Linked DNA regions of Homo sapiens: all the other regions are linked to region 5. A link is a loop called in an ENCODE intact Hi-C map of the cell type or tissue named here. Cell type or tissue: PC-9. All regions are shown on one strand. Region 1 overlaps AK8 (adenylate kinase 8). Region 2 overlaps CFAP77 (cilia and flagella associated protein 77). Region 3 overlaps TSC1 (TSC complex subunit 1). Region 4 overlaps DDX31 (DEAD-box helicase 31). Region 5 holds the start of CFAP77 (cilia and flagella associated protein 77). Region 6 has its middle 6.3 kb from the start of GFI1B. Region 7 overlaps CFAP77 (cilia and flagella associated protein 77).

What was found. Hi-C counts contacts between places; a loop is a spot of excess contacts. Peaks named below come from ENCODE experiments on the same cell type or tissue, not always from the same donor. Only the 100,000 strongest peaks of a DNase experiment are listed, where the experiment ranks them.
Region 1: a loop joins it to region 5, with 28 times the contacts of the local background. A loop is called at or near these places in 68 of 110 quality-filtered maps.
Region 2: it touches region 5 in a loop (12-fold over the local background); 72 of 110 quality-filtered maps call a loop at or near these places.
Region 3: it touches region 5 in a loop (4-fold over the local background); 13 of 110 quality-filtered maps call a loop at or near these places.
Region 4: it touches region 5 in a loop (26-fold over the local background); 17 of 110 quality-filtered maps call a loop at or near these places.
Region 6: it touches region 5 in a loop (24-fold over the local background); 15 of 110 quality-filtered maps call a loop at or near these places.
Region 7: it touches region 5 in a loop (6-fold over the local background); 33 of 110 quality-filtered maps call a loop at or near these places.

Annotation. Positions count from the first base shown.
Region 1 is chr9:132,798,246-132,802,245 of GRCh38, forward strand. The region is part of intron 10 of AK8 (adenylate kinase 8); the gene reads right to left. Among named protein-coding and RNA genes, the nearest start is that of AK8, 78 kb to the right of the region's middle. In PC-9, CTCF peaks have their summits at 2,103 (motif pointing left) and 2,309; a DNase peak (open chromatin) is centred at 2,066.
Region 2 is chr9:132,572,777-132,576,776 of GRCh38, forward strand. CFAP77 (cilia and flagella associated protein 77) reads left to right here. Exons shown (of 6, transcript NM_001282957.2): 6 at 1-543. Among named protein-coding and RNA genes, the nearest start is that of BARHL1, 7.8 kb to the right of the region's middle. RefSeq lists a silencer at 2,464-2,533. In PC-9, CTCF peaks have their summits at 2,415 (motif pointing left) and 2,623; a DNase peak (open chromatin) is centred at 2,425; H3K27me3 peaks cover 3,106 bases.
Region 3 is chr9:132,900,446-132,904,445 of GRCh38, forward strand. TSC1 (TSC complex subunit 1) reads right to left here. Exons shown (of 23, transcript NM_000368.5): 16 at 3,966-4,000; 17 at 3,206-3,372; 18 at 2,160-2,342; 19 at 1,144-1,254; 20 at 270-392. Among named protein-coding and RNA genes, the nearest start is that of SPACA9, 24 kb to the left of the region's middle. RefSeq lists an enhancer at 3,109-3,793. In PC-9, CTCF peaks have their summits at 1,570 (motif pointing left) and 1,769; a DNase peak (open chromatin) is centred at 1,656.
Region 4 is chr9:132,649,891-132,653,890 of GRCh38, forward strand. It overlaps DDX31 (DEAD-box helicase 31), which reads right to left. Exons shown (of 20, transcript NM_022779.9): 7 at 2,558-2,602; 8 at 1,185-1,226; 9 at 344-408. Among named protein-coding and RNA genes, the nearest start is that of DDX31, 18 kb to the right of the region's middle. In PC-9, a CTCF peak has its summit at 1,526 (motif pointing left); a DNase peak (open chromatin) is centred at 1,511.
Region 5 is chr9:132,409,046-132,413,045 of GRCh38, forward strand. CFAP77 (cilia and flagella associated protein 77) reads left to right here and starts at 1,166. Exons shown (of 6, transcript NM_001282957.2): 1 at 1,166-1,421. The coding sequence starts at 1,227. It overlaps LOC105376304 (a long non-coding RNA gene), which reads left to right and starts at 1,596. Exons shown (of 3, transcript XR_930405.2): 1 at 1,596-2,686. RefSeq lists a silencer at 2,274-2,323. In PC-9, CTCF peaks have their summits at 2,219 (motif pointing right) and 2,418; a DNase peak (open chromatin) is centred at 2,216; H3K4me3 peaks cover 323 bases; H3K27me3 peaks cover 3,320 bases.
Region 6 is chr9:132,970,363-132,974,362 of GRCh38, forward strand. It overlaps a transcript of GFI1B not described here. Among named protein-coding and RNA genes, the nearest start is that of GFI1B, 6.3 kb to the right of the region's middle. In PC-9, CTCF peaks have their summits at 2,416 (motif pointing left) and 2,616 (motif pointing left); no DNase peak of the experiment used is centred here; H3K27me3 peaks cover 1,605 bases.
Region 7 is chr9:132,505,416-132,509,415 of GRCh38, forward strand. The region is part of intron 3 of CFAP77 (cilia and flagella associated protein 77); the gene reads left to right. Among named protein-coding and RNA genes, the nearest start is that of BARHL1, 75 kb to the right of the region's middle. In PC-9, CTCF peaks have their summits at 2,430 (motif pointing right) and 2,631; no DNase peak of the experiment used is centred here; H3K27me3 peaks cover 2,652 bases.

The sequences.
Region 1 (4,000 bases), 390 kb after region 5:
CCAAACCCACCCATGTCTCCTGTCCCAGCCTCTCTGAGGCTCGGTGTCTGTTTTGCTGTGGCTTGTTTGGATTTTCCTGCCAGCTATGGACTCACGTTTCCAGCCCCACATGGTCTGACTGGCCAGCTCAGCACAAAGCTGAGAACAAGCTGCTCCTTGGTTCACTGTGCTCTGCCAGAAGTTTCGAGTCCTCTTGATAATGCTGTCCATTTACCCTTTCTCCTCCTCTCAGACAGAGATTTTTCAGTGCGGTCTAAAGTCTTTCACCATTAAGTCAGATGCCTCAGGCTTGATTTCTGGGCTTGACAGTTAACATCTCACCCTTCATACAAAGCTACCGCCAAGGGTTACCTCTCTGGAGTGTTCTGTCAGCCCTAAATTTAGCCAACTGCAAGATATGAGTATCTCATTATTTCATAAGGCCACACCACATGGTTTCGTTTGTTTTTTTTTTTTTTTTTCTCAAGATCTTCCATAAAAGATGGCAGTCCTCAAGTTGACCTCCAGGTTATTAAAATCTCAATCCATTTATTCCCCGCGGGGCTGGGTGTGCTTGGCCCTTGGCATGGGGGTAGATGGGGATCCATGGTGGCAAGTGGGATGCTCCCAGGCCTCCACTCCCCACCGCGGGCCCGTGTCCCACCCTCCTGTCTCGAAGGGGAAGGAGTCCTGTCTAAAGGCCCAGGATCCCATTGGGCTCCCTCCCGCACAGCAGTTCCACGGCTCCGGACAGGAGTCCCGACACCCATGAGATGCAACTGGGCAGCACTGACTCCTCCCGGGCTGCAGGTCTGGCTTCAGTCACCCTCGGTCACATCCAGCTCCAGAGCTGATGGGTGTGAGTAGGGAAGGGCTCGGAGAGAGCACCCAGGCCAGCTTGCGGTTTTCCAGCAGGCACCAGAGGCCCCTCCTGCTGCGCCACGCCGCCGCCTGCTGTCCGCACCGCAGAGCCAGCCCTGCAGGGACCTTGGCTTTCTGCCCATCAGTTATTGTTGAGGGAGAAGATATGAGGGACACTAAGGTTTCTGGGGCTGGCATATAAAGATAGGACAAAAAGTGGAGAGAAGGAAATAGCTCCTTCAGCCAGTGGCTTAAAGATAAAAAACATGCTAAGGTTGATTGCTAGACTCACGACAAGCCATGTGAGCCTCCTTGGCACCCTAGGGCAAACAGGAAAGAGCTGAGTGCCTCCCCACACACCCTTGCACATGCCCTGCACACGTCACCCCTCCATGCACACTCATAAACGCCCCCACACACTACATACATGTCTACACACACGACACCTGACACACTACAACACACACAGGCACGCACACACACAGACATGTGCTCATGCACTCAGCTACAAACACACACACACACACACCACACACCCCCACACCCCTACACCCCACCACGTGCACAACACATACTGTATACCCACCTATCCACACATAGTACACGAAGCACACACCCTCATTACACAAACACATCTAGCAAACACACCTACATACCTACACCGCACCCACACTGCCTCTCCTCATCCCTCACATTCGCTTCAAACTGCCCGGTGTAACTTCTTTCCTTCTTCAAGCCCTCCTTGAAATTGATGTCAAGATGAGCATCAGTGTTCATGGGGGAGGCTGGCATTTGCTTCTCTTTCTCCTGTGGTCCCTGGGTCCCTGGGTCCCGCCCCTCCTGAAGGATCCCAATAGGACCCAGGAGGTCCAGGGAATCTTACAAAAGGAACAGGACTGTGGAGGAGGAAAAGGGGTTGCTTTTGGTTTTGTTTTTTAATTTCCATTTCACACAACCTGGTGCCTGAAAGAAGCGGGGCTCGCATCCCGCCAGGGGCTCTACTCTAGGCTGCTGGGAGGTTTGCCCAGGCCCTGACTTAATTCAAGGAAAGCCGAACGCCTCCCATCTCTGGAGGCCATCACTCTCGGGATGGCACTGATTCCCGGCAGCTGGGCCTGCAAGCCCGTCTCGCTGCCGTCACCAGAAATCCTGCGTGCCCTGAAGGCCCTGCAGCGCCCCAGTGCCAGGACCTGGCGCCAGGTGTTTCTGTTGGTGATGCCGTTTGTTTGTTATTTACTACCACCTGCTGGTGAAACATGGGTTCTGCATCCCCCAAGTGAACGCCGCCAGCAACGCACAGAACATTTCCAAACCCTGGAGAAGAGAATGAGGAGAAACTGGGATTGTTCCATCGGCCGCACCCTGCAATTCCTAAGGGAGGGTAAGGCCACTGGATCTAGCTTGCTCTTTGGTAAACTCAAGTCAATTGCCCCAGACAAACCCCCATCTGGCCGGGCCTTGGTTCCCCAAGTAGGAGATGAAACAGATGCCTTCCATGGTTTTCTTAGACGCCAACCTTTCTACTCTAATATCTCTACTGCTTAACAACGTTTAAAATTGCCTGGCAGACAATGGCGCCAGGAAATAACAATGTGTTAATACTGGATTTTCTTTCAAGACCAGAGAAGTCAGTACATCAGCCCTGGGTGCCCTGCAGACTAGGAGGCCATGTTGTGCCCCTCCTCCCTTGGAGAGGGCCACCCACTTTCTGTCACTCTCTTCTTTACCATGTCTACTCAGGCAAAAGGCAAAGACAAGACTGAGGTGCCCACACGGCATTGACACAGCTACCTGAGGGGCAGAGATGCCCAACAGTGAATATTTCAGTTTGTCCTTTTTTTTTTTTTTTTTTTTGAGACGGAGTAGTCTCGCTCTGTCGCCCAGGCTGGAGTGCAGTGGCGCGATTTCGGATCACTACAACCTCTACCTCCTGAGTTCAAGAGATTCTCCTGCCTCAGCCTCGTGAGTGACTGGGATTACAGAAGTGCGCCACCAGGCCCGGCTAATTTTTTTTGTATTTTTAGTAGAAATGGGGTTTCACCATGTTGGCTACGCTGGTCTTGAGTTCCTGACTTCAGGTGATCTGCCTGCCTCGGCCTCCCAAAGTGCTGGGATTATAGGCATGAGCCACCACGCCTGGCCAGTTTGTCCCTTTCAAATGAAGTTTTAGGTGACAAAAGAGACCATTCAAAAATAGACATTCTTCTATAAACAACTGGTACATCACTTAGCAAATTAGTAAAACTTCTCTATTGGAAATGCTCGGCTAGCCACACTGTGCAGAATGATTTGACAATTTTTATTTTAAAGTACATTTTTACATCTTTCAATGGAATATGAAAGTATCTGGGAAAATGAGCAGAGGTCGGCCAGTCTGCATGTGAACTGGATTATTTTAAAGAGTGATGTATTCACTAAGTGTACACTGCAGATCAAAGCATTTAAGGAACACGATTTTCCTTCCATTTTAATGAATTCAGGGCTTAGAACCAGTTTTTTCTCCCACATCTCAAGGGCAGCAAGGATGCCATAGCCCACGAAATCTGGGAGAAGAAAGTCAGCAGCAAACAGAACCATGAGCCCAGTTTTCTGGGAGGGAAAAGATATGATAGTATATTGACTCACCAAGCATGTATGCTACAGTGCATATGATGAGCCTGGCCCTGTTCTAAGCATGTCTTTGTTCTAATACAAATATTAATTCATGTAGTTTTCTCCCTATGAAAGAAGTAGTCACAGTATCCCATTTTACAGATTAGAAAACTAAGGCACAGGAAGAGGAAGTGACTTGCCCATGGCCATACAGCTCACAGGTAGTGGAGCTTGGATTTGCATCCAGCCAATCCAGCTCTGGGGCTGCTTGCTGCCACCTGACTTTTAGGAGGACGAGCACTGTGACGATGAGGACTAGAGGCCCAAACTCTGCCCTGCGCTCTGCATTCCACTTGCAGCCTGCCTTTGGGCGACTCATTTTACCTCCTAGCCAAGGCTTCCTCCTCTTCATGGGGACAAAATTGGGCTCCAAAGCCACGGAGGTATTGGTAGGCCCCTGTGTGGCACCCGATGTCGCCTGGGGATCCAGCTCCTGAGGGCTGCTTAGGCTGTGGCTGCCTCCCAGGCACGTGGTGCAGCCCATCCTGAACAAAACTAAAATGTTCAC
Region 2 (4,000 bases), 160 kb after region 5:
CCTCTTCTCAAGCCCTCACCTGCCAAGACAAGCCCAAATTACAAGACAATTTTTTAGACTCCAGGCTAAGGGTCGATTCCATGGCTCTGCCCATTAAGTGTTAAGAACGACCTGTGTATTTGCTGCAGAAAGCATGACAGTGACGTGCTTTGAAAGCCCTCATTTTCTATTCCAAACATGAGTTTTAATTGCTCTTTTTGGGATGCCTGATGTCTCATCACGGCAGTATTATCTCTCTGGGACCTCTGACAGCAGGAAGAGCCAATGGTTCATTACTCGAGCCTGCCCCCGCCTCCTCAGTGCTGGGGCCCCGTCAATCAAGCAGGCCAAGTTGGACTCCTCCCCCAGGACTGACTTTGGAAGGTCAACCCACTCTGGAAAAAGCCTTCCAGGCCAGCGGGTAGACTGCTGAACACAGGCTGCTGAGCTTCTCAGCCGAATTCCTGGACACTTCCTCACTCGGTCTTTCCGTGTGTTCTTTGGATTCTCTCTGAAAATTTTATGCTGATCTATTTTAAATTAAAAATGCTATTTGTCATCCTCCTTTTGTGTCTCCATTTGAAAACCAGTGAGCAAATCAGCCTTAGAGACATCAAATGAGGGTGCTGCCACATAGAGACCTCTCAAGGTAAGCTAACCTCCAAAACATTCCAGCCACACCTTTTTTGAGGGAGGCAAATTTTCAAGTTTTAAATATCATTTCTAATCTAAGGGTTTTTTTTGTTTGTTTGCTTGTTTGTTTTTGAGACAGAGTCTCACTCTGTTGCCAGGCTGGAGTGCAGGGGCGCAATCTCAACTCACTGCAACCTCTGCCTCCTGGGTTCAAGCGATTCTCCTGCCTCAGCCTCCCGAGTTGCTGGGACTACAGGTGCGCACCACCACACCCAGCTAATTTTTGTATTTTTAGTAGAGATGGGGTTTCACCATGTTGGCCAGGATGGTCTTGATCTCTTGACCTCATGATCTGCCCCCCTCGGCTTCCCAAAGTGCTGGGATTACAGGCATGAGCCACCGCGCCCAGCCAAGGATTTCTTTCTTTTTTTTTTTTTTTTTAAACAGAGTCTTGCTCTGCCGCCCAGGCTGGAGTGCAGTGGTGCAATCTCGGCTCACTGCAAGCTCCACCTCCTGGGTTCACACCATTCTCCTGCCTCAGCCTCCTGAGTAGCTGGGACTACAGGTGCCCGCCACAACGCCCGGCTAATTTTTAAAAAATATTTTTAGCAGAGACGGGGTTTCACCATGTTAGCCAGGATGGTCTCGATCTCCTGACCTTGTGATCCACCCACCTCAGCCTCCCGAAGTGCTGGGATTACAGGCGCATGCCACCATGCCCAGCTAATTTTTGTATTTTTAGTAGAGATGGGGTTTCACCGTGTTGGGCAGGCTGGTCTCAAACTCCTGACTTCAGGTGATCCACCCGCCTCAGCCTCCCAAAGTGCTTGAATAACAGGCATGAGCCACCACGCCCAGCCCCCAGACTCATTTATCCAACTGCCCACTCAGCATCTCCCCTTGGGTGTCTGGCATTCATTGTTAACCACCATAGCCAAGGCAGACACTTGACTTTTTTTCTGCCAAACTTACTTCTCCCTCCGTCTTTCCCATCTCATAAGTAAGACCACCATCTACCCAGCTGTGGAAGCCAAAAGTCTTCAATACTCATTTTCCTTCATCCCTCCAATCTCCCAAGCAGGCAGAGTCTGAGTGGGCTGGCCCTGAGCAGGCGGTAGCACGCCATACCGCAAAAGAGTGCGAAGCACAGCTCTGCCCAGCAATTTCTGTGTGATCTTGAGCAACAGTCCTATCCTCTCTATGCCTCATCTCAGAGACAGGACCCCACGCATCACAGACTGTGTCTTCAAGCTAAATCAGGTGACCATTACATTAAAGAATGTGCATGACATGATTAGTACAGCAACTGGCACTTTTAAGCAATAGATTAATATGAATTATTATTTTTTTCTTATCACTGACTCACACTGCAGAGGCATCAACCAGAGCCCTGTGAGTGACTGAGGGACTGGGCAGGCCAGGACGCTCACGAGGACGGAGGGCTTTCATCCAGATACATCCAGAAGCTGAAGGATATTTTGAATCGAGCCCACTCTTTCGCTCTGAAATCCCCTACGGAAAGGGGAGGGGGCACATCAGGAGGCAGAAGAGTTTCCTGAAGAACCCAAAATTGGCCCCACTGTGGCAACAGAGATGCCCTCCCAGGCCTGCTTTTCCCCAGGACCTGGGCCGAGGCAGGCAGGACAGGCTCAGCTAGGAAATCTCTTTTGTTTCTCCAATCACTCCTTGCCCCATTTGCTGTGGGACCCGCTAGGGCTGTGGCAGATGCCCTGGAAGCATCACTCTGGGTGCTCTCTGGAGTCCTCCGGGTGCTCCCAGCCCAGGCCGGAAGCAGTGCTCACTGGAGAGACCCTCAGCTCCTTGTCCTACAGTGCCACCTGCTGGCGAGTCTGAGTCAGAGGCGGCGGAGATTCCCGGCCCTTCCCTCTCTCCTGGCGTCCTTCCCCCACCAAGCCTGGTTCTTCCCGCCTCATTGATTATCTGTGACTGCACAAAGCCCCGAGTCTGATTCTGGCCTGATTCTACTTTCTTGGGTATCCTGTCACCTCGGCCAAACCCCTGTCCTCACCTGAGCTGACCCTGGCTGGGGCAACTACCTGCCCTTTATGACCTGGATAGAGTCCCCACAGCGTCCAGCCTGGAAGGGCCTTGGGGATCATCTTGTTCGTCTCCCTCCACTGCCATTTCCTCAACTTCATAGGTGGAAAGTGGACGTGAAAGGAATCCTGAGTCCACTCACGAAGCCAGGGCAGTGAACTCTCCCAGGCCAGTGACGTCCACGACACGTTCCAGAGCCTGCCCCCCAAAACCCCTTCCCAATGAAAGATGGATGGAAATGGGGATAGCCTAGCTTTCCATCCCAAGTCCTCCCAGTCACGCACCAACAAATGCCGGGTGAGCGTGAGTGTCGTTGGAGGTATGACTTTGTGCCTCCGTTTTGGCTAATTTCCTCACTGGTTGGCAGTTAGGAACATTCTACCTCCTGGTTGACCTTCTTGGCAACACCTCATAGGAGGTTTAACCAAAGAGGTCCACAGGCACTGTTTCCACAGGCCTAGGGAGGCAGCTGGTCTGGGCCCTCACCTGGCCTGCTTGAAATTCTCTGAAGTCCCCTCCAAGGTAAGAGGGAGGCAGCACCACACTTATGTGCACCTGGCAAGGTGGACGGGGCAAGTGCAGGACTGGGTGCCAGAGCGTGGAGATGGAGCCGTTGGGAAGAGGACTCATGAAGATGGACAGGCTTAAGGACACCTGGAGACGAGGCTGAGTCTTCACCCACCACCATTTCTTGAGAAGAAAGGGCAGGCTGAGATACCGATTGCACAAAATCTTAACTGAAGAGGCTCCCACTCCTTGGATCTGTCTCCCTTGCATTTTTTTTTTTCTGATTTGTTCTTGAACTCTGGTTCTGGTGCTGTTGAGGTTCAGCTCTTGACTTCTATGGTGGCTGCCACTGGGCAGGAGGGAAGTGATCTACTTCCCAGCAAGGGACTGCAGACAGGGCCAGGAGGTCCCCCTTGGAACATCCAGGAGAAGATAAAGGGTGGTAGAGCTACTTAGCATCCATACAGTGGCAGGACAGACTTCCCGGATGAAAGGTCCAGCTCTCCTCCCACACTGACCCCCACTGGCTTCAGTCCATGGCCAGATTTTTAGAGCCCAAACTTCATTAATTCTGTCTCTCTCTCTAAGATATAACCATATAATTAATTAACAATTTCCTTGGTCAGAAGAGAGAAGGTGGTTCTGGAGTCTCACTGTTGTGGAGGAATGGTAGCCATGAGCTACCATAAGGCCAGCCATGTCTGCTGCCTGCCTAGCAGGGGGCTCCTGGAAGCACTGCTCATAGGCCACAGACCCAATTCTAGTCCCCAGGGAGGTCCCTGGATCCACACAGAGTTGGTTTGGCTTTTAATTCATCTATCCC
Region 3 (4,000 bases), 490 kb after region 5:
GAAGAGAAAGGAAACACTTTACACCTACTCTCTACCAACTACCATTAGGTGCTTTCAGTGTGAGTTAACTTCAAAGCAACCCAATAGGAGAAACAAGCTCACATGGTGGCTGGAAAGTGCTTGTATAGCTGGACCACGGAGTAGTGGGACTGCCGCTCCGTCTTTTAGGAAATAAGTCATCAAGCCATTCTCTATGCCATGCGGGAGACATACTGTCTGGGTCTGAAACGCTTTCCCCACTAAGGTCTGGCTCCCGAGCCCTGGCATACCTTTGTGGTATCTGAGTGCTTGTTCTGCAGTTGTTCCAAATAGAGCTCGTTGACCTCCCCAAGAACCAACAGCTGCCTGTTCAAGAACTCCATCTGCTGCTGGACCGACTCACTGTTTGAGAGCTAACCAAAAAACATGAGCAAAGTGAAAAATCCGACGACATAAAACTAGCACATAGACGTCATTAAACAGGGAATCAGCTAGGAGCACACTATTTCAATGTTAAGGCAAAATAAACCAGTCCCATGGGTTCACAGTCCCTGACATAATGGCAGGTGGGGAGGATGGTACCCAAGGACAACAAAAATAGACAGAAACACACTTCAGAACTGTGCTTTGCAAAGGGGACAGCACAAATGCAGTCCATCAAACTGACCACCCACAGAACACCTGGAGAAGGTGGACAGGTATACCACCAAGGCCCAGTGGCATAAAGCCCTAGGGAAAACTCACCGTTCTTGACAAAATGATGTATGAAGTGCAGTGATTCCCAAAGAAGGAGGAATCACGCTCAAAAACCTGAACAAACTTTTGACATTTATGTAAACAAGGTATGAAGAAAGAGTTCCATGGGATACACATAGAGCAGGGTTTAGGATGGATACTTCTTTGTTGCAGGGGGCTGCCTGTGCATTGTAGGATATTTGGCAGCACCCTGGCTCCTACCCACTGGATACCAGCAGCACCAAAAACATGAACCTAAAATGTCTCCAGACATTGCCAAATGTCAGGGACTATGGGGGCAGCAGAACCACTTCCTGTTGGGAACCCATGACACAGACACTCAAGTAATCTATTTCTTTAACCTGTCTGAAGGAAGAATGTTAGCAAATGGTGTTTCAGCAGATTCAGGTCTGCCTCATTTCTTCTTACCTTTTGGGAAACCTGACTGAGCAGCAGCTCAGTGTGACACACCTTGTTGTTGGCCTTCTTCAGTTCTATCCGCAGCTCCGCAATCATGTTCCTGCAGTCCTCCAGCTTCGTCTGCCCAAAGAGACGTGGACATGAAGTTTGAGGAACACCAACAGGCCAGATCACAGGCCTACCTAGCCACCAGCCCACAGAGGACTGGGAATGCCTTAGCTCAACGGCTCTACTTTCTTGGGCCCTCAGAATTTGATGTCTTAGTTTTAAAAAGTAAGTTATGGTTGATTTCTGAGTTCCTTACTGTTTAACAAAAGAAAAAAAGAGACCTTAGATCCTCAGTTCCCAAACTGTGCACCAAAGAGCCCTGAGGCTACACAGCAAACTCACAGGGATGCTGCAGAAAGATTCTGAATTTTCGAGGGAGACGCAGCGCCATCTGTTGGACACTCTGTGAATTACTAACTGGCTGGAAATGATGCTGTGTCTGTGGATGACGTCTTTGTGAAGCCGGGTTTTTTTGGGTGCAGTGATACAAAGCACCACAAGGAAAACCAGTGTGGAACAGGAAATGAGGGTGTCACTGTCCACTCTGATTTCAAGGTCTGAGATACCATGCAGTGCCCAATAGGTGCACACGAGGCATTAGTAATTGCAATTATTTTTTTAAAAATTAATTTATGTGTATTATCTGTGAACAGCTACTAAGTTCTTAGGACATTCGTACTCACTAAGTTATTCAGATCTACTTAATGAGCAGAACTGTTAACTGTTTCCTTTTGGCTGCAGAAAAAAAAATGACTGAGACACTAAGGGAGCTACTATATGAACCAACAAAGTTGGGGAACCTCTGTCCTAAGTAAGATTCACCTGCCATGAAGAATTTCTGCCATGATTTCAGAGAGAAAAGCATTCAGCTTAGTAAAGCTGAACAAGTCAAGGACACCCAGGGAAACTGACTGCCTCCCTCCCCACTGCTCTCCGGCATTCTCGCAGTTGGCTTTGCCTGGTGCTGCAGTTTATACCTGTAATTCCTGGCTCTGGTTGTAGAATTCCTCTCGGTCATGCTGCAGCTGTCTGATCTGGCTGTGGAGCTTGGTTACCATAGTGTCACGCTGCTCCTGGAGCTGATTGTATCTAGCTTGTTCTTTCTGCAGACTAACCTTCCACATCTGGATGTCCTTCTCTTGTAACTTCAACTGATCTTTCTAGCAGAGACCAGAAATGTCATCATTTTAGCTGTCTTCCAACACAGGCAATTTAACACACACTGCGAACATTTCATCTGAATAGTCATAAGCTACCCTGAAAATGTAACTAACTACAGACCAAAACTCTTAGAGCTCACTACTGTCTTACTTGGCCTTAGGTCAAGGTTTTCCAAATTTTACATTAAGCAAATGGATCTTAAGTTGCTTAAATAAATCTTCTCAGGGATCAGTTTGCTTCCAATACTTTCAAAAGTCTGACTACCAACACTGGAATAAAATCTCTCAAACATGGTACTAAGTTCACTGAAACGATGAGCATTTACTGAATGCTTGCAGTGTGCTGGGCGCTCAGCAAGGGCTTACCGACATAATTTCTTTTAACCATCACAACTTAAAGAGCAGGTGCTGCTATTGTTATTTCCATTTTATAGCATGGCTAACAGAGGCTTCAAGAGGCCACGTTACTTTTCTAAGGTAACACTGGTAGAGCCAAGATTCAAACTCCAGGCCTGACTGGCTTCACACCCGCTGTACAATACACGCTTCAGTTTTGTGCCATGAAATAGCTTTACAAGAGTTGGTTTTACATTTGGAGAAATAAAATCATCTTCTGACCCTTCATCATCATGGCCAGTTACATGCAAACATACACACACAAAATCACTTGTCCCCACGGTTTCTGAGAATTATGAGGGAATTCCGAGGTGTCACCATTCATGTCTTAATCTCAAGCGACCTGCCCAAAGGAGTGGGAAGGACTGGGAACTCTGACCTCCTCGGCTGCTGTGCTTTATAAGCTATCATGCTGACCCAAAACAAAACAAAAAGCAAGCTCCACCTGTCCCCTCCCCAGTCCTCACCATGGCAGCATTATGTTCCTCCAGAGCTGCTGCTTTGATCACCTTGCGGAGGAGCCGCCTGTTCCGGAGGGCATGCTGCTGCCTCTTAAAACGCTCATAGAGTAACTGGTTGTGCAGTAAAAGCAACTGGTCTCGGAGGGTGCGGATCTCATCTGAAGGAGGAGAGCCTGATTGTAAAGCAGAGGGAGGGTGGCAGAAATGCCTTTTACAGATGGTTCAATCAAGCCCCCTTCCCATGTGTTGTTAGCTTAACAAACACAATTCTTTAAAAACAAATCACCACTCTCTTTGCAAATGACCACTTGACTCCCAGCAACAGCAGGGGGGAAAGTATGGACTATGTGTCTCCCCCGTGAAGGAATGCAAAAGGTCATATCATGTGGGATGACTCTTTGAGAGCCTGCTTTCCTTTCCCCACAAATCTAGATCACGCATTTCAGATGCCCTGTTTCTCAAGACACTTCCTTCGCTGTGTGTTCTCCCCCAGGAAGATGCTTCACTCTGGTCTTCTCCAGGGAAGCCTGGCAGGAAGTCTGTATTTTGCACTTATACTCTCAAGCGCATAGTACTTGCCACTTTTCAAAAATAAGAAATGCTGACTTGGCAACACTTGAGATCCTTTAGCCAAGCAGATAGCCTGGCCGGAGCAATAGCCAAGGGGAGATCTGTTTCCCAGAGGGCACCTCCTTCAAGGACAGAAAGGGCAACAAGCAAGCAGGAACCATGTGGGCTGGATTTGGAGCTAAAGTAACAACTTTACCTCCAAAGTGGGTCCAGTCGACAGACTTGCTGGGT
Region 4 (4,000 bases), 240 kb after region 5:
AACAAAACCCCAAACTCTTAATGTCCACAAAAATGAGTGGCATGCAGGTGGATGTATACTAAACCAGGGATGCTATAGAGCATTGGGTAGGTGGGAGTTAAGAAGTTGACAGCACTGTTACTAGCAACATCAGAAGGAAACCTGTTTGTAGGTTTAATATTTTAAAAAACAGCACCGTCTAGAGGTGACCGCTCCCCACTGACTCAATCTGTCCCTGTGCACCGGGACTAGGAAGCAGAGCCTGAGACAAAGCTCTCAGCAGGTTTAGAAGGACCCAGCCTTACTGAATAGGAAGGCAGGACACATTCAAGAAGGAAACAACAACCAACAAACCTCTTCCTACCTGGCCTTTTCTGATTTTCTCTTCTCTCCTCCCATTAACACTCCAGGCACAATCCAGGTGAAAGGCTACAGAAAGACAGCAGACCACAGTCAGTGCAAAGCCCCCTTTACTAACATCAGACATTGATTCCAAATTCCCTTTCCTTAAACAAGGCATGGGAGAAAACTGGTGCTTCTCATTGTATAAGGTGTTATTGTGCAGACACAATTCCTAGGCATTGCTACACCCATGTTCACTATCAGCAGTAACTTGAATTATAGGTATATAACTAGCTTCTACCACAGTGAGAGAGAAATGTGAGCTTCTTAAATCATTCAAGTAGCTTGCCTTTCTTTTCCCACAGAGCCTGAACTGAAAACACATGTCAGTAAGTCTACTGCCATTTTTGGGGTTAAGATAAAAACCCAAGCAACACCCTTCCCTACTCTCCACCCCTAATAAAAGAAAGGATGGATCAATTCATGATCCAATTTGGTGAGCTGGCTGGCTTTGATTCTGAAGCCTTCACTCTCCTTTCTTAAACAAATCCTACTTGCAGCTAAGTTGCTTTCTACTGGATCACCATCAGGCTGTACCTGTGAATTTCTGTATGTGGCTTGCTAGTGACTATGATGAACAAATTGCAGGACTTTATGCACCAGGAGTCACTGATAATTCAGCTAAGCTAGAAATTGGTAGGTTTAGATCAGTAAAAACCTATAAACTGCCTAGAGAGAGCAGAGATATCCAGGCAAAAGGAAATAATTCTTATCTCTTTGAAAATAAAGAATAGACTGTAGTATATTAAATCCTTCCTCAAAGTCAGCAAGCAAGATGAAATGGAACTCATGGTTTGCCTTACCTTAAGCAGTTTCTGGACAGTGTCAAAGCTTTGTAGAGCTAGCTGTAAAAATTTTAAAAGTTATAGATGATGAACAGGATCCCCCTTTTTTTTTTTTTAAAGACAATTTAATGTGATTAGGATCCAAACTTGGACCTCAAGTTAAGATTTAAGAAGAAAAAAAATCCTATACACAGAATCTAATATACCTTGTTCTTAGACTGGTTCTGCAACCTGTCAGTTTGGGCAAAGAGGGTAAAGACAACACTTCTATTTCTTGGACATACACAAAAATAGTGTTTTGTGCTCCCTCTGCTGGCTCAAATTCCCAGAGTGCCACACAGAGAAGTTCAAGTCTGTGGTGCACAAAAACGTAAGAGAATGAAACAAAGTAACCTGAATTTGACTCTCCTTAGAAAGAGAAAGAATATAATATGTACGCAGAGTAAACCACAATAGTGACGCAACAGGGTAGCCTCTGGGAACTTCGCTCTCAAGGAGCGATGACTGTATTCTACAACTGTGCCAGGATATCTGAAGCCTGGGAGATGGTCGCTCCTCAAGTTTATATCAATAAAACAAAAGCAAACCAACAGCTCCATTTGAGAACAAAGCAAGTGAAAATTAAAGTAGGCTACAACCATTAACAACCTTCAAAAATGCCTCATACAGAATCCCGTTCTTAAAGAACGTATATACAGTTTCCACATATTTAGTATTCATGAAGCATCCTCGAGAAGTAGCAAGTTTGCTGCTGTAAAAATTTTAATAGCTTCTGTGCCTGCTCCTTCATTGGACTGAGCTGAGATAGGGGACTGCAGGCTATATGAAAAGCTGACTTCAAATCATCTCTGTGATCAATTCTCTGTAAGGAAGTGATTAGCATTTGATATAGAAACCACATACCCTAATCTGAAGTTGCCTCTGTAGGCAAATAAAATAGATCAGATAGAAGAGATTTCCACCAAGAAAGAAAAAAATATTGAAAAGTTTAACTTTTAGGAACAAGTAACATTTTTGGTAGCAGTAGCTTCTTAAAAAAAATAAAGGTTCATTTTCAGAGCCAACTGCTTTTGGTTTTGAATAAAGTTGCTAAAAAATTGCATTTCTGTAGGTTTTTTTTTAGCAACTTAATTCAAAACCCAATTAAACAGACATTTAATAGTATCATTAGTTTCTAGACAATAGGAAAATACTTTTCCATACTTATGATTCTCAGAGACTACTTGAATTTTTCTCCTTGACAAGAACCAGAAGGATGGTTTCCAGGCAAATGGAACTGGTGTGCAGTGGCTTGTGCAGTAGGGAGAAACATGGTAAAACCACTTTTAAATTCAACGGGACATTAGTGAAAGCATGTGCTTAAAACTTGTCCCAAAAGGGAGCCTGCTTACCTCTCTCGTTGGCACGAGCACCAGGGCATAGGGGCCATCACTGCGCTGTTGACACACAGAAAAAAAATGCCATGAGCAGGATAAACAAAGGCAGACTCCAAACGGACAGGACACAGGGGTGGCCGGTTGTAGAACATCAGAAGCACTCTTAATGAAGAAAGGGACAAAATAAGGTTGCCCACTGATGTGGTCTGGCTGTGCCCCCACCCAAATTTCGACTTGCATTGTATCTCCCAGAATTCCCACATGTTGTAGGAGGAAGGGCAGGGGGGCAGGAGTGAGGTGGTAATTGAATCAGGGGGGCCGGTTATTCTCGTGATAATGAATAAGTCTCACGAGATCTGATGGGTTTATCAGGGGTTTCTGCTTTTGCGTCTTCCTCATTCTCTCTTGCTGCTGCCATGTAAGAAATGTCTTTCGTCCTCTGCCATGATTATGAGACCTCCCCCAGCCATGTGGAACTGTAAGTCAAATTAAACCTCTTTGTCTTCCCAGTCTCGGGTATGTTTTTATCAGCAGTGTAAAAATGGACTAACACACCCACTAACCCCATTATTCTAGAATACTGTTCTAGAGGTCCTGGCCCATACAATCAGACAAGAAATATGATGTATAAAATTAGAAAATAGGAAACAAAATTATTGTTAGCAGATGTTATTTTATCTTACAAAAAAAAAAACCATAAGAGAACTAATGTAAAATCTATTACAAACAAGATAATTTTGTCAAGCAGCTGAATGCAAAATTAACATATAAAAATCAATAGCCAGGTGCAGTGGCTCACGCCTGTAATCCCAGCACTTTGGGAGGCCAAGACAGGCGGATCACTTGAGGTCAGGAGTTTGAGACCAGCCTGGCCAACATGGTGAAACCCCGTCTCTACTAAAAATACAAAAATTAGCTGGGCATGGTGGCGGGCGCCTGTAATCCCAGCTCTTCGGGAGGCTGAGGCAGGAGAATCACTTGAACCCAGGAGGTGGAGGTTGCAGTGGGCTGAGATCGCACCATTGTGCTCCAGCCTGGGCAACAAGTGAAAAACTCAGTCTCAAAAAAAAAAAAAAAAAAAAAAAAAAAAAAAAAAAAAAAAATTTCAACAGCCTTCCAATATAAAAAGTTAATAGCAACAAAAAAGATAAAAGGAATATAAGCTTAGCAAAAAATATACAAAATCTATATGAAGAAAATTTAAAAACACCTCTGAGGGGCATAAAGTAAATTTTGAATAAATGGAAGGATACACCCTATTTCCAGATAAGAGGATGCAATAGTACATATAAGCTAATTCTCTCTAAATCACTCCATAAACGTAATGTGATGCTAATAAAAATGCCACAAATGTGTATATATAAAATAACATATATAACCAAACAACCTGATTTGAAAGTTCATATGGAAAAATAAATGTACAAAAATAACCAAGACATTTATGAAAAACATCAGATG
Region 5 (4,000 bases):
TTAAAAATGCAGCATCTGGCCTGGTGAGGTGGCTCATGTCATTATCAGAGCAAGACTCCGTCTCTTAAAAAAAAAAAAAAAAGGAGAGCCTCAGATGCCATTTCCAGATATTCTGATTTAGTGAGTCTGGGGTGAGTCCTGTGAATCTTCGTTTTTCTTTTTTTGGCACATGGTCTCATTCTGTCATCCAGACTGGAATGTAGTTGCCGAAACACGGCTCATTGTAGTCTCAACCTCCTCAAGTGATCCTCCTGCCTCAGCCTCCCCCATAGCTGGGACCACAGGTGTGTGCCAGCACACCTGGGTAATTTTTTTAATTTTTGGTAGAGATGAGACCTCACCATGTTGCCCATGCTGGTCTCAAACTCCTGGGCTCAGGCCATCCTCCCTCCTAGGCTTCCCAAAGCAATGGGATTACATGGGTGAGCAGCCAAGCCCAGCCCAAATCTGTATTTTTCAATTTCCCTTCATTCTGTTGCTTAAATTTGGGAACCATTGATGTAATCCAACTCTAGCGTTTCCTTGTCACCCATCTCACAGGAAAAAAAGAAAAAAAGCCCTTAGGATCCAAGAGGGTGACTTGCCCGAGTCCTCCCAGTGGGTCAGCATCAGCATCAGGCTTGGAATGCATTTAGTGCTCTGTCTCAGGTGTGTGTGTGGCGCAAAGAGCAGAGGTGGGGAGGGGTTGTGAGTGGAATGGGGGTGAGCAGAGGATGGAGTCTTCGACTTGGAAGACAAATGTAAATGACCCTCTATGAGCCACGCCGCTTTGAACGCAACCCACTGGAGATTCTCGGTTCTCCTGTATCGATTCAGGAAAACTCCAAACAAGTCCACACTGGTAGCCACCAAGAGTTTCTTGAAAGAAAAGTACAAGCCGAGCCGGGCTCTGTTGGCGTCCCGTCGCCAAGGAGACGGGCCGTTGCATTCGTCCTCCAGGGGTGGTCTTGGTTTTCTTTCCTCTCCCAGTCTGCAACGCGGGGCCCAGGAGACGCCCTGAGGATCCCGCGGGGCTCCTGCATTGCTCCGGGGCTCTTTGCGATGAGGGGCCGGCGCGAGCGGGGCGCGCCTGGCTCCGGAGGGGTCCTGGCATCTGAGTTTCCCCCTCAGGATCCCGGTGGTGCGGCCCGGGCCGCCCGGCAGGCCCTTCGGAGCTCCAGGCTGTGCCCGACGTGGGGAAGCGCGCCCAAACCAGCCCGCGGGCCGGCTCCCCGGCGACCTCAAGGATGCCAGAGGCCAGGAGCTCCGGCCCGGACCTCACGCGATGGAGGAAGCAGCAGCAGCCTGTGCGCCGCACGGTCAGCCAGGTCTGCCCGCCCCCGCGGCGGCCCCTGACCGTGGCGGACATCCGTTCCGGCATGGAGAACGAGCGGCTGGGGGTCGTGCGGGACTCCATGTTTCAGAACCCTCTCATCGTCAAGGTGAGCACCCCACGCCCACCGCGCTTTCGCTGTCGCCGGCTCCGGGCACCTGCGCCGCCGGGGGTCCCCACCCGCAGCGCCCTGGCCCCGCGGCCCGGGGTCCGAGCGCAGCGTGGGAAGCTCCAGCTCTGGTCCAGACAGGCCTGGACCCCCATGCAGGTCGCGTCGCCTCTCTCAGCCTCGGTTTCCCCATCCTCACAGTGGGATGATAATGGCACCACTAAAGGGACTGATTGGGAAGATTGAATAGGGTAATTTCTGCGGGACCTCGGGACAGCGCCTGACATGGGGTAAGGCTGCAATGGGTGCTGCTGTGGTTTCCCACAGAGTGAACCCACAGGGTGACAGATAGGTCGCACACGCCCAGTCTAAGTCGTGGCTGCCAGCCCTCCCAGGGTAAAGGCCGCCTCTCCGGTTCCGCTGCACGCCTGGGGTACGTCTATGCAGCGGTGGCTCCGTGTCTGTCCTGGAAGCATCACGTCGAATGTTCATTTCCGTTCGATCATACTAATTTCTTACCCAAATTACAACCCTAAGAGAAAAAAAGCATAATCTTTGGCCTAGGAGGCTCCGCAGACAAGAATGAGGGAGCTGCGGTTTCGGGCTGGATCACTTTCCCTTCCATTACACTTCCCTCCTCCCCACCTTTAGCCTCGCTTCCCGCTGATGGGAAACCAACACTGCTGTGGCGGCCACACCTTCCCGGGGGCCACTGGAGAAGTCAGGCTGAGGCTTGGGGGTCAGGGAGCAAGCCTCGAGGCGAATTTATCTTGCGCCGCTGGAGGGCAGTGCGCCTTTAAAAATGCGCCCCGCGTCCCAGGTGCGGGAGTGGAAGGCGCAGGTGGTAACCGTGGATTCAACAACAATTATTTGTGTGACCGCCAGGCGCTGAGTAGAGCCCAGAGGTGGTGGTGGCGGTTTGTTTTTGTTTTGGGGAAAAGGGAACCCGTGCTAGAATTAACTGAGTTAATTGGCTCCTGGCAAAACATTGACTCCCTCCTCTTGCCTTCCCTAAACTCGGTCCTGAGAGGAGGAAGGATACTGCCTAGGCGCAGGCTGCACCTGGGGGAGGCTGGCTTCCCACACTCGTGCCTTTCCATCGAATAGGCTCCTTTCTTAGGCCTCTCAAAGTGGAACAAGGTCCTTCACTTACTTCTACGTGAGAAGAGCCACTCTGAGTGGACAGGCAGGACAGGCAGGTGGGGCCCATTATTCTTGGATGAAGGAGAGAATCACGTCCGCCACCTCTGACTACCTGCATTAAGGTTAGGTCGTTGCTTTTGTTCAAGTAGTTAGTAGTGAGCCAACTTCTTCCTACTGAAGTGTAAAGTGAGGGCGTATGGAGTTATTCTCCATGGTGAGTTAGTGTGTGGTGCCCACGCTGAGCAATATGTACACACACACACACACACACACACACACACATACATGCATATGCATTTGTGTATGCACCCATATAACATACCGTTTACATCTATCATATATACATGTATGCATATGTATAATATACATGTACATATGTGTAAAATGTATGTACATATATGTAAATTTCCCCCTTCTTTTCCTTTTTCCTTTTGCTTCCCCCGCCCCACCCAGCTATATCGAGGACAACATTTGGCCTCTGGATGGCACTAGCTAAACAGCTTCTAGGACCAATTCAATCCCTGATTTCTGAACCCAAGCTTAGGGTCGGAAAATGTACAGGAGGTGACTCACCCACGACTGGGGTTCTGTCTTCAGGGCACGAGATGCAGAGCAGGTCTGCCCTGGCCCCTGGTGACCATGCTGGAGCAGCAGGGACCCACGTCCAGGCTCGTGCTCTCTGATGATGGAGCCTGGGGTTCTCTTCTTCCACCAGGGACAGCCAGGGGGCAGCCTTTACCTCTGGCTTTCCTTCGTGGGTTCTTCGGGGTCTTTAAGGTACTTTCTGGAGCAGTTAAGATGACGTCCACTTTTCAGTATTTACCATATATAATATTAGAATATCTTATAACTTTAGAGGTCAAAACCTGACATAAATAAAAGTTGGCAGAGAAATTGACCGCAAAAGGGAACCTTGACTGTTATCTTTTCTGGACCCTTTTTGCAAATGAGCACACTGAAGCCACCTCTGTTGTTTTTTTTGGGTTTTTTTGTTTGTTTGTTTTGTGCTTTTTTTTTTTTGTTTGTTTGTTTGTTTTGCTCAAGGTTTTGGCAGAGATTGGGTTTGCAGCTTCGTTTGCTAACTCCCAGCCCAGCATTATTTTTACCACTTCAAACAGCTTCCTATATTAGTTTTTTTAAAAAAATTATGAAACAACTTTGGTGTTTTTGACTAAAGAAAAAGAGAAAATGGAAAATATGTGAGGTTGTGGAGCTTTAAGATTTTTTTCTTTTCATGTTATGGAAATTTCTACTGAGCTTGGCTTGTGGATTTCTTCATTGTGGCATGTCAGTTTCACCATCATAGATTTTCAGCTCCCCGTAGTAGTGTGTGCCTTTCCGCTATGTATGGTAGAGGTTGGGAGTGCACTCTGCCGTGGTGTCTTTAGGAGGGTGATTAGAACTAAAGTATATTTTGGTTTTGTCTAAGTCTGAAC
Region 6 (4,000 bases), 560 kb after region 5:
GGCTTGACTGGGGAGGTGAGGACCCACTGGGAGATTTGTACCCTCCTAAGGCTGGCTAATGAACACACACGCACGCATGCACGCACGCACGCACACAGAGAGAGAGCTTGTTGGGAAGAGCACAGAGTTGCATGCATCCATGGCCACGCTTCCTGATCTGTGACGTGCAGTGTGGTGCTCATCAGAAAAGGTTGGCCAGGGGGGTGTGTCTGTGCCCTAGTGGATCAGGCAGATTGCCCCTACTTATGTGGTTGACCATAGCGCCAGCCCTGCCTGGGGGTTGGTTCTTGGTTTTCCATCATATGCTCGGTAATTTCCTGCGGCAAAATGCTCCAAAAGACTAAGAGATGAGGCGTATAAAGCCCCTCCACCCTGTCTGGCCCAGGGTAAGCTTCAACAAACTTTCATTCGCTCCTCCTTCATCTCTGCAGCCTCAGAGTGGGATTTCTGTGAGTCTCTAGGGAGAACACCAATGCGGAAGTCATCAAGAGTTTATGGGGCGGTAACCAAATGTCAGGTGTTTCATTAATAATCAACCTGCCATGTAAATTAGCACCACTCACCTGATAAGAATCAAGCTGACATCACCTAACCCTAACCCTGCCGCAACTAAGACTGCTCTTAACCATCCAGTTAAAGAGAGAAAGGGCAGAGTTTTATAGTCAGCTGTTGAATATTTCTGCTGAGAAATAATAACTCACTATTTTGCCCAGGCCAGTCTTGAACTCCTGGGCTCAAGCAATCCTCCCACGTCAGTCCCCAAAGTGCTGGGATTATGGGTGTGAGCCACTGCGCCCGGCCCAGATGGACTTGTCAATCTTCTTGTTATTTCCTAAACTTAGAAGTGGGGCCCATGGGTTTGACACCCCTGCCAGGGTTTCTGGGGAGCTTCAGGCAGGCCTGTGGCCTGAACGCTGTCCTGTACTTCACCTGCACCCAGAGTCCCTGACTCCCACCCAAGTTCCCTGTGTCCCCCCCACACTCCTTCCATGCTTCTCTGAGGCACACCAGCCATCTCGAGAAGTGGATGCACCCCAAACCTCACCCCATGGCCTCCCACCTGAATACTGCCCTTCCCCATCTGAGGTTCCCTAAGACAGGAGGGTTGAAGGGACTTCAACTTCCAAGCTGGGGGAGTTGTCATCTGCCTGTGTGGTTACTCAAAAGCAAAGGGTCAATGTGGATTAATTTGAATTGAAAACATTATAAACACATACAAGTGGGAAAGAGAGACAGGAAAAGGGAAGCAGGGAGGAAAAGAGGGCAAGAGAGACAGAAGGAGAGACAGAGAAAGAAACAAGAAAAATAGACTTCAAAAACGTTACTGTTGGCCGGGCATGGTGGCTCACGTCTGTAATCACAGCACTTTGGGAGGCTGAGGCTGGCAGATCCCTTGAGGTCAGGAGTTCGAGACCAGCCTGGCCAACATGGCAAACCCCTGTCTCCACTAAAAATACAAAAATTAGCTGGGTATGGTGGCACGTGCCTGTAATCCCAGCTACTAGGGAGGCGAAGGCAGGAGAATCACTTGAACCAGGGAGGCAGAGGTTGCAGTGAGTTGAGATCATGCCACTGTACTCCAGTCTGGGTGACAAAGCAAGACTCTGTCTAAAAAAAAAAAAAAAAATTGGGTTGGGTGTGGTGGCTCACGCCTGTAATCCCAGCACTTTGGGAGGCCGAGGTGGGCAGATCTCATGGATTTAGGAGTTTGAGACCAACCTGGACAACAGAGCAAGACCCTGTCTCTACAAAATTTTTAAAAAATAATTAGCCAGGTGGCCAGGAGTAGTGGCTCATGCCTGTAATCCCAGCACTTTTGGAAGCCAAGGCAGGCAGATCACTTGATGTAAGGAATTCAAGACCAGCCTGACCAACATAGTGAAACCCCGTCTCTACTAAAAATACAGAAATTAGCTGGGCGTGGTGGCGGGCGCCTGTAATCCCAGCTACTCGGGAGGCTGAGGCAGGAGAATCACTTGAACCTGGGAGGTGGATGTTGCAGTGAGCCGAGATTGCACCACTGCACTCCAGCCTGGGCAACAGAGCTAGACTCCGTTTCAAAAACAAACAAACAAAAATTAGCTGGGTGTGGTGGTGTGTGCTTATGGTCCTAGCTACTCGGAAGGCTGAGGCAGGAGGATCACTTGAGCCCAGGAGGTCGTGGCTGCAGTGAGCCATGATGGAGCCACTGCACTCCAGCCTGGGCGACAGAGTGAGACTCTGTCTCAGTGAAAAAATAGTTAATGGGGATGGGACACAGGTGCATATTCTTCTTTTTCTTATTTCAACTCTGATCATATATTACTCTTGTAATTCAAACAGCATGTACCTGTACACAGATAATTATTTTCACTTTTTTCAGGCTGGTTTTTGTTCGAGGAAAGGTAGGCAGGAGTGCCACCGTGTGGTGGGATGGTGAATTGCTTCCCGTGTGGAGCGGAGCGCCTGGGTCGTAGGGTGGGGAGTCGGAGGGCAGTGCCAGCCCCGACGACAGGCAGGGTTTGCAAGCCGGGCTCCCGCACGTCGACTGCCTGCAGCCCCCGGTAAGGAGCCTGGACCTGGAAAGAGGTCCGTAGCCGCCGATGACCAGGTGGACGTTTCCTACTTGGCCTGCTGCCCACTGCTGTCCACCCTTCAGCGCACTCGCAGCGGGACAGAGCCAGCAGGCACTTTTCTGGCACCAAGATGTACATAGAGCAGACGAGCCCCAATGCCCAGCCGGCTCTCTGGGAGCCCCTGGAGGGCAGGGACCACCGGGTCCATTGTCCCATTCCCAGGACTGTTGGGTTCAGCTCATGACCGTCACATTCTGTGGCTGTCCTGGGCCAAGGCCAGAAGCTGCCCAAGTTCACACAGCCGATGCCTGGGAGTGTCGTAGCCCCGGTGCCACCCGGCACAGAACATTCACCCCCAATATCCCACGACCCCCGCACAGAGCTTCCCCAGCCCACCTGCACCTGCCGGAGCTGTCCTTATAGAGGGCCCGTGGCCCGGCCTCAGCAGTGGTGGTTCCCATGTATTCAGCCCTGATATGGTCCCTGCAGGCCAGCGTGTGTGCTGAGGCCCGGCCCACGCCCGTTGTCCACAGACAGAGGACCCCATGACGTTCCTGCCCTTAAGGAGCCCCCAGTCTCACCGAAAAGCAAGTGAGGCCCCATGAGTAACCGAGCAAGACAGGAATCCAAGGGTCGTCACGGGTGGGCCAAATCTGTAGACAACAGATGACTCCCTGGATTGTGGGGCGTCTGGGAGGGCTTCCTGGAGGCGTTGAGAGCTGGATTGAGCTGTGAAGGAGGGGGCTGAAGAGAAAGAACCATTCCAGACAAGGGGAACAGGTGAGGCAAGAAAGGACACAGCATATCCAGGTGATAATGAGAGGACAGTTAGAAGGTAGAAGATAGAAGCCATGGCTCCAAACGCCTCTCTGGCCTTATTCTGTTTAATGACAGCTGTTGTTCCTGCTCAAACCCACCTCTTCCTCTACACTTAAGCAACCTCATGGTTTTGGCGGGAAAGTCTGCCAGCCCCGGCCAATGAGAGGCCCATATCCCTCCCCCTGGGCACAATGATTGGTGCTGGATGTGCTTGTGACCAGGCTGGGCCAATCAGAGTCAACCCTAGCAATCTTTCTGAAACAATTGAGGAGGAATCTCTCTTTCCACTGGGGTTCCTAGGCCCAGAGATAAGAGCCGCATAAAGTGGGTAGAGATCATGGCGTGAGGATGAGGCCAACACAGAGGGAAGCAAAGCCGAGATGATGGAGAGAGAGTCATTCATTCATTCATTTATTCACTCTGTGAAGATATCATTAGTGTCTCCCAAACACTGTTCTAAGCCCTGGAGAGTCTAAGCCCTGAGCTGTGTGCCTGGAAAAACAGTTCCTGCTCTTGTAGCATGGACATTCCTTGTGGGAAGTTAGAGCAATAAATAAATGAATTAAAAGATAGGAAGATGGCCAGGCGCGGTGGCTCACACCTGTAATCCCAGCACTTTGGGAGGC
Region 7 (4,000 bases), 96 kb after region 5:
TGCATTTCAATCCCAAAGCCTCTGTGGCTTGCAGGAAGTGGAGACCTGAGGAGTTATCTGGAAAATGGGGGTTGTGTAGACATGGGGGCAGACTGGGGGCCGTGTAGACATAGGGTCAGTCCTGGGGCTGTGGCTAAATCAATCCACAGAGGAGTTTGGCTGGTACAGTAATTAAAGGAAAAAAAAAGGTTGAGTTGCCACATTTTTAAAAAGTCAGGAGATTTCATATAAATACCTGAATTTTCCATTTCCCTTGAACAAACAGAAGCCTGGGCAAGTGGATCTGCGCTCTGCCTGGCTCCTGGGGCTGGGGCTGAGGGGCAGCATCCCTTTGGACAGAATCCATGGACTGTTTATCCCAGTCCTCACCCAGACTGGCTTCTCTCATTTTTGTTACCTGCCTAGTCCAGGTAGGCACGGAGTTTGGAACCCCTGGTGTAGACGGATTGTCTCGATCCCTCAGCTAACGGCAGCCTCTTTGTGTCCTCTGATAACAGTATGAGCCACCGCTAACAAAAGCTGCTCTGCATCGATCTTAAACGTGGCAGGCATTTTGCACACATAATTGCTAACCCTTATGTCCTTCCTATGAGACAGGTATCATTCTGCACACTTCACAGGCCAGGAAAGGGAGGGCAAGGGCCCTCCCCGAGGCGTTACGGTGCAGAGCCCGGATTTCTATCCAGTCTGGCAGCTGGCTTTGAAGACCACACCTCTAGGATCAGGCAGCTGGAAAGAGCCCCGGCATTCTCTCGCTGCTGTTTCACTGTCAAATCCCAGAATTCAAGTCAGGGAAGAATTTTAAATTCTCATTACCAGCGTGTAAGGCCCTAACACAGATCTCAAAGCATGCTGCCACCCAAGGTCCGGAAACAGATATGTCTGGAGGCCAGATATGTAACTATTAAAGACACACTTAATTATTGATGCACTTTAATAAGTGTTTGCAAATGTTCGCATGCCCTCGGCACATCTTAATTGTTACTGCTCCTAATTGGCCCGGCACTGTCGATTATGATGAGTCAGGGATGGCGGGGAGGGGAGGAGCAGGGAGGGCCCGGCAGCAGCTGGCGCTCCTGGTGGACTCTGGGCACCCTGGGCTCTGCCGCTGTTCTGCTTGGGAGCCTGGGCCACAGTCAAGACACAGATGCCAGCAGGAACATCCATCACTCAGTCAACCAGCAAGCAGCCCCTTGCGCATCAGTGTCTCACATGGGCCAGATGGAAGGTGGGAAGACCCTACTTTGCACTAACAATGGCAACTATGTGTTATTATTACTACCTCAGGTCAGACACTGCCGAGGTCCTCAGGAGCATCCTCATTAACTAACTCTGAATAGCTCAGTGAGTACAAAGTTAGCTCAAGTGAGTACAAGGTTGGAATGCTTCTATCCCCGTTTTACAGAAGAAGAGACAGAGGGTCTGAGAGGTCAAGTCATTTGGCTTCTGTGCAGTGCGAGGAGGATTAGTGTGGCCTGAATGCCTATGACAGTGACCAAGGGTCTGATCTGCCTCCCTAACACAGGGGTAGAGGTGACACGGGCAGGGACTCTGCTCATGTTTTTCCAGCACTAGAAGGGGGATGAGACAGGATTCTGTGTAAGGCCATCCTGTCTGGATTTTTCTTAAGGCTTTAGAACTTAATCTGAACAGACCCAAAGAACCTGCTGAGCTTCTCCTTTCTGGGTCACTTCCTTCCCTTTCACATTCAGCGGCAACCACTTCCTGATAAACTCAAACTTCTTGTCAGGGCATCCAGAACTTTCACCACGCTGGATGCTCCAGGCCTGCTTTTCTCACGCCAGGATCTGTGGTGCTGACCACAGTGCCTTTGCGGAGGAGGCCTTCGTGGAGTTGCTGAATGAGTGCATGAACAAATGGCCACATTGGGGTCCAGATATAAAGCCAGTTGCCACGTGCAACCTGAGTAGCATCCTTAGATCAGCACTAATTAGCCTGGTCTACACCCCCAATCCTGGTGCAGAAAGCCTTCAGACCATGGAAACATAAGAAACATCAGATAAGCGGGAAATGCTGCTGGCCCAGCCTTCTGTCTGCAGCCGCTGCTGGTCCTGCTATCAGATGCATCATCAGCCTGACGCTGACAAATGTGAAGGATGCAGGAAATTTTACAGGCTGTTAAAAAAATGTTTGCTGCCTGACAGGTTTTTTTGAATCTCTCTGCCAAGCTGATATATTTTACAAATTTACAGTGGGCCCATCAATCACTCTGGGTGATTTTGTTTCTCCTGGATCCGATGGCCAAAAAAATCCAAGCCACCCACCCAAGCTCCTATAAAATAATAATAAGCCCTTTCCCCAGCAGCCATCCCAGAGATCCGAGGCAGTTTCTGAAGGGCGAGACCACGTCTGCATTTATTGGTGTCCTGAAACCCGGCTGAATGAAACCTGGTCTGACCACAAGGGGGAGCATGTGGATCTCGCAAAGATCCCCGGGCCTCAGAGAGGGCCTGAAATGTACATTGCCCCCTGCAAAGCCAAGTTTCTCCTGTCCCCCGCATAATCTGCTCCCTGGCACTGACTGCGACTGTCGTTAATACTCCTCTGCTGTATGTCAGGTCCCAGAGCGCAGGGAGAATGTCAGTTTCATCCATCGCTGCATCTTCAGCGTCCAACACAATGCCTGGCACATAGTGAGCACTCGAATATAGTCTGGGGCCCTTTAAGACTTTGAGACAGTTATCAGAAGCAAAGAGAGAGTCCATCTGAGACCCAGAGAGGGGACGTTAAAGCCAGAGATGACACTTCATAGACTCCGCTGTGATCCCCGCCCCCCGCGCCGCCGACTGATGTCATGAGTCTGCAGTGCAGTGATGCTGCCTCAGAGAATGAATGTGTTCCTCAGCCATGTTAATAGAGGTAGCAAGTTCAGAACAAAGGAGGTGACCTCCTTGCTCTTTTCAGCTGCTCAGGCCATACTTGTAGTATCAAGCTCAAGAATGCAGGACATCATACATTCAAGGGAAGGTTCATAAACAGGAAATCGTCTAGAAGGGAGCCGTCAGGATGATGGGCGGGAGAGGGGGAGGGTGTCTACTGTGTACAAAGAACAGGAGAAGAGATGAGGTCCTCCTAGCTGGACGTGAAAAGATGCCGCAGAGACACAGCAGCTGTCTATAACCATCTGAAGCCCTGGGATTAGGACAGTGGGGGGGTTTTGCTCTCAGAGGCTTCAGAGAACAAAATGAGGACCAGAGTGTGTGTTGGAAGGGGGCAGTCCTCATAGCTGTGTGTGTTCAGAATGTGTGTTGGAAGGGGGCAGTCCTCACAGCTGACACTTTCTGGGCCCCCACTGAGTGACCGCTGCGTCCAACACTGAGCCCTGTACCTCATCTCATTAAATACAACTCTACCAAGTAGAGACTATCATCCCTATTCTACAGATGGGGAAACTGAGGCTCAGAGACAGTCACTTGCCCAAAGTCTCCTGGCTAGTTGGAGGCAGCACCAGGATTTGAGCCGAGTCTCCCTCCAGGGCGGCTGTTCATATCCACAGGCCGCATGCTTCCAGGAGGCAGAGCAAGGCCCTGGGCGAGGAAGTCATTTCTCATCCTGAGCTCCGTTCACGTTGGTGCCAGTGGCCTGGTGCGGAGGTGAGTCCTCAGCAGCGAGATGGCGGCTACGAACAACAGTTACAGCAATGAACGGCCAACGCTGATGAGCACCTACTGGGGCCTGGCTTTCCACAGAGCAAATGGATTAATCCTCACTGCAGCCCTGTGCAGCAGACGCCCGTCACCTCTATTTATCCATGAGAAAAGGGAGGCATGGTGAGGTTCTGTCCCTCAGCAAGAGGTCACAGGTGGCGAATGGAGGTGTGGGGACTCTGTCCAGGCAGCTTACACCAGGACCCTAGCCCTTAGCGGCCTGAACAGGTTCTTTTGGGAGGTGGAGGCACTGGCTGGCTGCCCAGCCCGGGCTACCTCTGCTGGGGCTTTGGGAGCCCCCTGAACTGAGTCCGACAGGGGTCCCCTGCTCC